2 separate regions of the Homo sapiens genome follow, and region 2 is linked to region 1. Evidence: read pairs that join two places in POLR2A ChIA-PET (ENCODE). Cell type or tissue: PC-9. All regions are shown on one strand. Each heading gives the region's core, and the rest is flanking DNA. Links, peaks and the distances in the headings are about the cores only.

Evidence for each region. Peaks named below come from ENCODE experiments on the same cell type or tissue, not always from the same donor. Only the 100,000 strongest peaks of a DNase experiment are listed, where the experiment ranks them.
Region 2: POLR2A ChIA-PET joins it to region 1 with 18 read pairs; 2 of 35 experiments call an interaction of 5 or more read pairs at or near these places.

Annotation. Positions count from the first base shown.
Region 1 is chr3:172,721,096-172,724,015 of GRCh38, reverse strand. No RefSeq gene overlaps it. Among named protein-coding and RNA genes, the nearest start is that of NCEH1, 11 kb to the right of the region's middle. In PC-9, for the core only: no CTCF peak of the experiment used is centred there; a DNase peak (open chromatin) is centred at 1,185; H3K4me3 peaks cover 1,103 bases; H3K27ac peaks cover 2,500 bases.
Region 2 is chr3:172,539,876-172,542,795 of GRCh38, reverse strand. No RefSeq gene overlaps it. Among named protein-coding and RNA genes, the nearest start is that of TNFSF10, 18 kb to the right of the region's middle. RefSeq lists a silencer at 1,203-1,497. In PC-9, for the core only: no CTCF peak of the experiment used is centred there; a DNase peak (open chromatin) is centred at 1,335; H3K27ac peaks cover 1,366 bases.

The DNA.
Region 1 (2,920 bases), core at 104-2,603:
AGGGTCTCTTTATTCAGGGTAGAGAGGAGCTGAGTCAGAAAGCATTGGTCCGTTAAGCATTGTGACTCCAGTCGGTCCTTGTTCTTTGCATTCAGATTCAACTGGCTCATGGCTCATACTGGCGGAACCCGGTCCATGGTTGGACCCTCCCATCTCCTGTTCTATGGTCGTACCCATCTCCTGTTCTATAGTTGTACACATCTTGAGGGCATCCACACGGTTTGTTCATCTCCTGCAAAAACACAAGCATACCCCCACCCCCACATTAGTAAATCTACTGAAACAGAAGCAAAAACTTTTGTGGCTGTAGCCGAGAGGCCACTGATAATGAGAAACAGGCCCCTTCTAACAAAAGGCACAGGGAAAGCAAATCGAGGCTTTTCAAACCTTCAATTCACACTGTACAGGTGGGTCCACTAGATGCCATGGTTCATGATAGATCTTCAGATGTTTGGTGGGCACCCACAAAGGCACCTGAGTGTCACCCGAAAGACACAAACTAATCCTCTTCCCCATAAAATTATCTTTAGGCAGGGATCGGAGGAAGTAGATTCAGAGGCAAGGAGAATTTTGGGGCCTAATGGCTTCCTGATGTTTGATAGGTGTTCCCTCAGAAGTTAGGAATTCCCTTTCTCTCCATATTGCTGTGTGGGCATGGAGGACTAGGTAAGTATACTTAGAGTCTGTATATATATTTATCCTTTTTCCTTCTCCTAATTCTAGTGTATAATGGCCCCTGCTTTTGCCAGGATATCTCTCCCTAACAAAGGAGTGGGGCTTTCAGGCATAATTAGAAAGGCATGTGAAAAGAGTAAAGTTCCCCAGTCACAACTTAGTGGTTGGGAGAGGTATCTAGTGACTGCCTGTCCTAGGACCCCTTAGATAGTGACAGATCTGGAAGACAGTTGTCCGAGACAGGAGAGTAAGACTGAGAAGGCTGCGCCAGTGTCCAGGAGACAGTTAACTTCCTGGCCCTCAATGGTCAAGCATACCTGGGGCTCTCTGAGGGTGAGGGCATGGGCTGGCGCTTGCCCCGGGCACCCTCAGTCCTGCTGCTGGATCGTCTGGTTAGTGGCTTCTGACTCAGAGGACCTTCGTCCCCTGGGGCAGTGGGACTTCCAGTGATTCCCTTGACATAAGGGGCATGGACAAGGGGGCGGCTTATTTCTATTCGGACAATCTTTTTTAAAGTGTCCTTATAGACCACACTGGAAGCAAGCCCTATTAGGCATTCGATTTGCCCAGCCTTTCCCTTTCCCAGAGCCTCCAAAGTCCGCTTGCCTGAGGGCCATGACTAAAGTGGTGGCCCCCTTTTTTTTTTAATCCTGTTTGTCCTGTTCCACCTGCTCCTCCTGATCTCTATTATAAAAAACCAAGGTTGCCAAGTTCAATAGGGTTTCTAAGTTTTGCTCCAGGCCTAAGGTGGACTTTTGAAGTTTTTTCTAGTATCTGCAGCTGACTGAGTGATAAATTTATCCTGTAAGATTAGTTGGCCTTCAATAGAGTCATGTGACAGAGAGATATGTTTCCTCAATGACTCCCTTAGTCTCTCCAGAAAGGCAGTAGGATTTTCTTCTTTCCTTGTGTTATAGTGGACATCATTGAATAATTTATAGGCTTCTGCCTAGTTTTCCTTAGTCCTTCTAGCACACAAGTTAGCAAATGTCTGTGGCACCAATCTCCGTGTTCTGATTCTGCATCCCAGTGAGGGTCTAGCCTAGGAACTGCCTGCTGGCCTGTGGGGAATTGTTCTCTTTCCTCTGTTGTCATCCTATCATTGACCTGACTGAGATACCAGAGATCACCAAACTCTCGGGCTGCAGTTATGACGGTACTTCTCTCATTTGGGGTTAGTGTCTGATCTAGCAGTAACATTATATCTCTCCATGTCAGATCAAAGGATTGTCCTAACCCTTGTAAAACATCAATACAGCCATCAGGGTTATCTGAGAATTTACCTAGGTCTATTTTAATTTGTTTCAAATCTGAGAGGTAAAAAGTTGCATACACTCTGACTAGGCCAAATTCTCCAGAATACATCTTAGGGGCGTTTTTGCCTTGTGGGGGAACATTTCCCATCTGAAAAAAGAACATAGGGATGCCAGCACCCCTAGTCATTTTCTGATAAGCATTAGTCCTAGAGTGTCGTCTATGGTCCTAATGCTTATTCCTTTCCAGGGTGCATAACCACCCATGGACTTCTGTTTATCGGACTCGTTACACTGACCAATGTACTGGTCCTGCATCTGTTTTCCCACCTTTCTTGACCACAAAGAAAGGAGTCTACGCTGCTGGATTCTAGTGGTCCTTTACCAGCATGCCCAACATTGCCTTTGAGCTCAGGGGCGAGTTCTAGAGCTGGGCTGGGTTCCTGAGTATTTCATAACAACCCAGCTGCTCCTTCAAGATGCACTCCCATAAACAATTCTTATGAAAATTTGTTTCAGAGAGGGTGTAGGTAACCTTTTGTGTCAGGATTAAGATAGAGTTTTTTTTATTCTGTAAGTACTTCAAGGCTTGGCTGACTGCAAACAGCTCGCACATTTGAGCAGACCAATTATTAGGCGATTTTTCTAACTCTGTTTCTACAAGAGTCTCCCTATCAATTACTGAATACCTGCTGTGGTTTTATCCCCTCAATCACCCAGGAGGAGCCATCTATCCTCCTGTCCTGAAGGGAGTTCCTCCTAGGTCTGCTCAGACCTTTGTATGGTAATTAAGATTTAAATCCCTCATTAAGAAACCTGCTGGGTTAAGGGAATTTTCAGTGGTTAATATTAAATCACCTTTTTCTAACAGAATAGCCCCATACTTTAAGATTTTTTAGTTAGTAAGCTACCTTTTTGCTTTTTTTTCTTAGGATAGCCCTGGACTGGTGAGGTGTGCTCACAATGAGGTTTCCTCTAAAGGTTATTTTTCC
Region 2 (2,920 bases), core at 95-2,594, 180 kb after region 1:
AGGCGGAGATTGCAATGAGCTGAGATCGCACCACTGCACTTCAGCCTGGGTGACAGAGCGAGACTCAGTCTCAAAATAATAATAATAATAATAATAATAAATACATAAATACATAAAACAAAATGCAGATGCTGACCCAGGAGATCTGTGGGCCCTGAGAACCTGCATTTATAACAGGCTCCCAGGTGCAGCAGAGACTGCTGGACCATGGACCCACCTCGAGTATTATGGGTTCTGGGGTCACACTGCTTGAAACTCTCAGGCCACCAATTTGTAGTTTAATGTCATAGGACAATTACATTACTTTTTTTCACCAATAAAAATGAGGGTAATGTGACCTCATGGGGTTGCTGTCACATAAAAAGTTATAATACTCATACAAGGCTTAGAAGAGTGCCTGGCACTTAGTGAGCATTCAAAAGTATTAGTTATTTATAATATGTAGCACACAGGTATGCTTCCAGTGATAATTTGTTTGTTACTAAAAGGAGCTAATAAATTATACCAGAGAGCTGTCAGCACAGTTCTAGCCCAGCAAGGAACTCTGCCTTCTTATATTCTGTAACTCTCACTCCTTATATTCTACTCAGATGTCTTACCTAGTTATTTCACATAATATTATGGAAAAACACTTGATTCCCAGAAGACTCTCTTATCTGGAGAAATAATCTCCCATATCTTTTTTTCAAAATCAGGTTCACTATGTGGAAGGAAACATTTTTCTAGGAAAAGATCCAAGGTTGAGAATCCAGCCAATTATTTAAAACTGTTGATTAAATCTAGACTGACAAATACTGTTGATGTAAACTATTTTGAAGTCAAAATGTTACCTTAAATGAAATAATCAACCAAAGACATTTTGGGGGAAAATTGCAGATTACAAATATTATTAATACCAAGTTCCTCCCCTCTCCAACACCCTGCCACAACACTGCTGTCTGATCACAGAGATTAAAGCTATGGCCTGGTCTTTCTTTGTTCCTTTCCTTTATCCTCTTCCTTTGTCATTTAGCCAAGCTCTAAAATTAAACTCAGTAAGTTTATTTATTTTTATTTTTATTTTTTTGAGACAGAGTCTCGCTCTGTTGCCCAGGCTGAAGTGTAGTGGCGTGATCTTAGCTCACTGCAACCCCTGCCTCCCCGGTTCAAGTGATCCTCCTGCTTCAGCCCTCCAAGTAGCTGGGATTACATGTGTGCACCACCACATCCAGCTAATTTTTGTATTTTTAGTAGAGACAGGATTTCACCATGTTGGCCAGGCTGGTCTGGAATTCGTGACCTCAGGTGATCCGCCCGCCTCTGCCTCGCAAAGTGCTGGAATTAGAGGAGTGAGTCACCACACTTGGCCAAAATTCAACAAGTTTAGAAAGGATCCTGGCCAGGCACAGTGGCTCACACATGTAATCCCAGCACTTTGGAAGGCTGAGGCGGGCGGGTTACTTGAGGTCAGAAGTTCGAGACCAGCCTGGCCTACACGGTGAAACTTGTCTCTACTAAAAATACAAAAACAAGCTGGGTATGGTGGCGTGTGCCTGTAATCCCAGCTACTCGGGAGGCTGAGGCAGGAGAATTGCTTGAACCTGGGAGGCAGAGGTTGCAGTGAGCCGAGATCGTGCCATTGCACTCCAGCCTGGGGGACAAGAGCAAAACTCCATCTCAAAAAAAAAAAAAACAAAAAAAGAAAGGATCTTAACAACACCTCTAACCCTGTCTTTGGTCAATGGAGAGACAAGCTAATTCGTTCAGTTGGAAATATACTTTCTAAACAAATATGTTTCTTTATTGCTGGTTTAGCAAGAATTATTTTTGTTTTATAAAATGTGTAGTTTTATGAAATCCAATTTTTATTAAAATAGAAATTTGTTAAAGCGGACATGATCAATTCTAAGAATAATGTGGATAAAATATAGGCATTTTGTGTCTTTTAAAAATAAATTAAGATTTACATATGTATTAGTGAAAACAAAATATGGTAAAAACTTGGCATGTTTAACTTCTCAATATACAGTTCATATTGAGTATGATTTTCTCCCATTGAATCTGGGAGAAAATTGATTATCCCTGTCTTTCCAGAAAATGCATTCTTCAGTATCAACACAATGTTGATACTGCCAAAAGAAAAAAAAAAATTAACGATACCTAGAGCTATTTCACTGCTAAACCTAAAACTATTTGATTTTACAATTACTGTATTTTCTGCATTGATGATATGTTCGTTATAGTCCAGTAGTATTGAAAAACAACATGGTTCTTTTTAAAGGTACTCATTCATCTATTATTAAAGGGATGGCTGAAAAGTAATAAACATCATACTCAACTATTACACAAACCTACTCCAACTTCTTTTATCAAGAGATTAACTACAACTAGATCAGTAAATAGCTCAGTTACAATCTTGACATTTTGTTTTTTCACTCTACTATTATTGTTGAGGATTCTGCGATTAATACTACCACAGTCATGACTGCTAACAGTGAGATCCACAATTATGAGTTTCATGGGCCCCAGGCCCTTTTGTCTGAGTCCCTTCTTCCATAAAATATGTTAACAATTATATTTTATGACTGCATTGGTAAAAAAACAAATATAACCCAGGTTGGATTACTTATTATACACTCATTATTCATTTTTTATCTGATTTTTTAAAAAATTAAAATTAAAACATTTTTTATCAACTCATAAAGTTTCATGGGCCTCAGGCACTTTGCCTACTGTGCCTAATGGGTAAGTTGGCACTACTAAAAGCAGCTAACTAGTGCTGAGCCCTCGTTAGTGTCAGGTATTGTGTTAACCCAGTTTCTTGCATTGTCTTACTGAACCTCCATATAACTCTTTTTTTTTTTTTTTGAGACGGAGTTTGGCTCTGTCACCTAGGCTGGAGAGTAGTGGCACAATCTTGGCTCACTGCAACCTCTGCCTC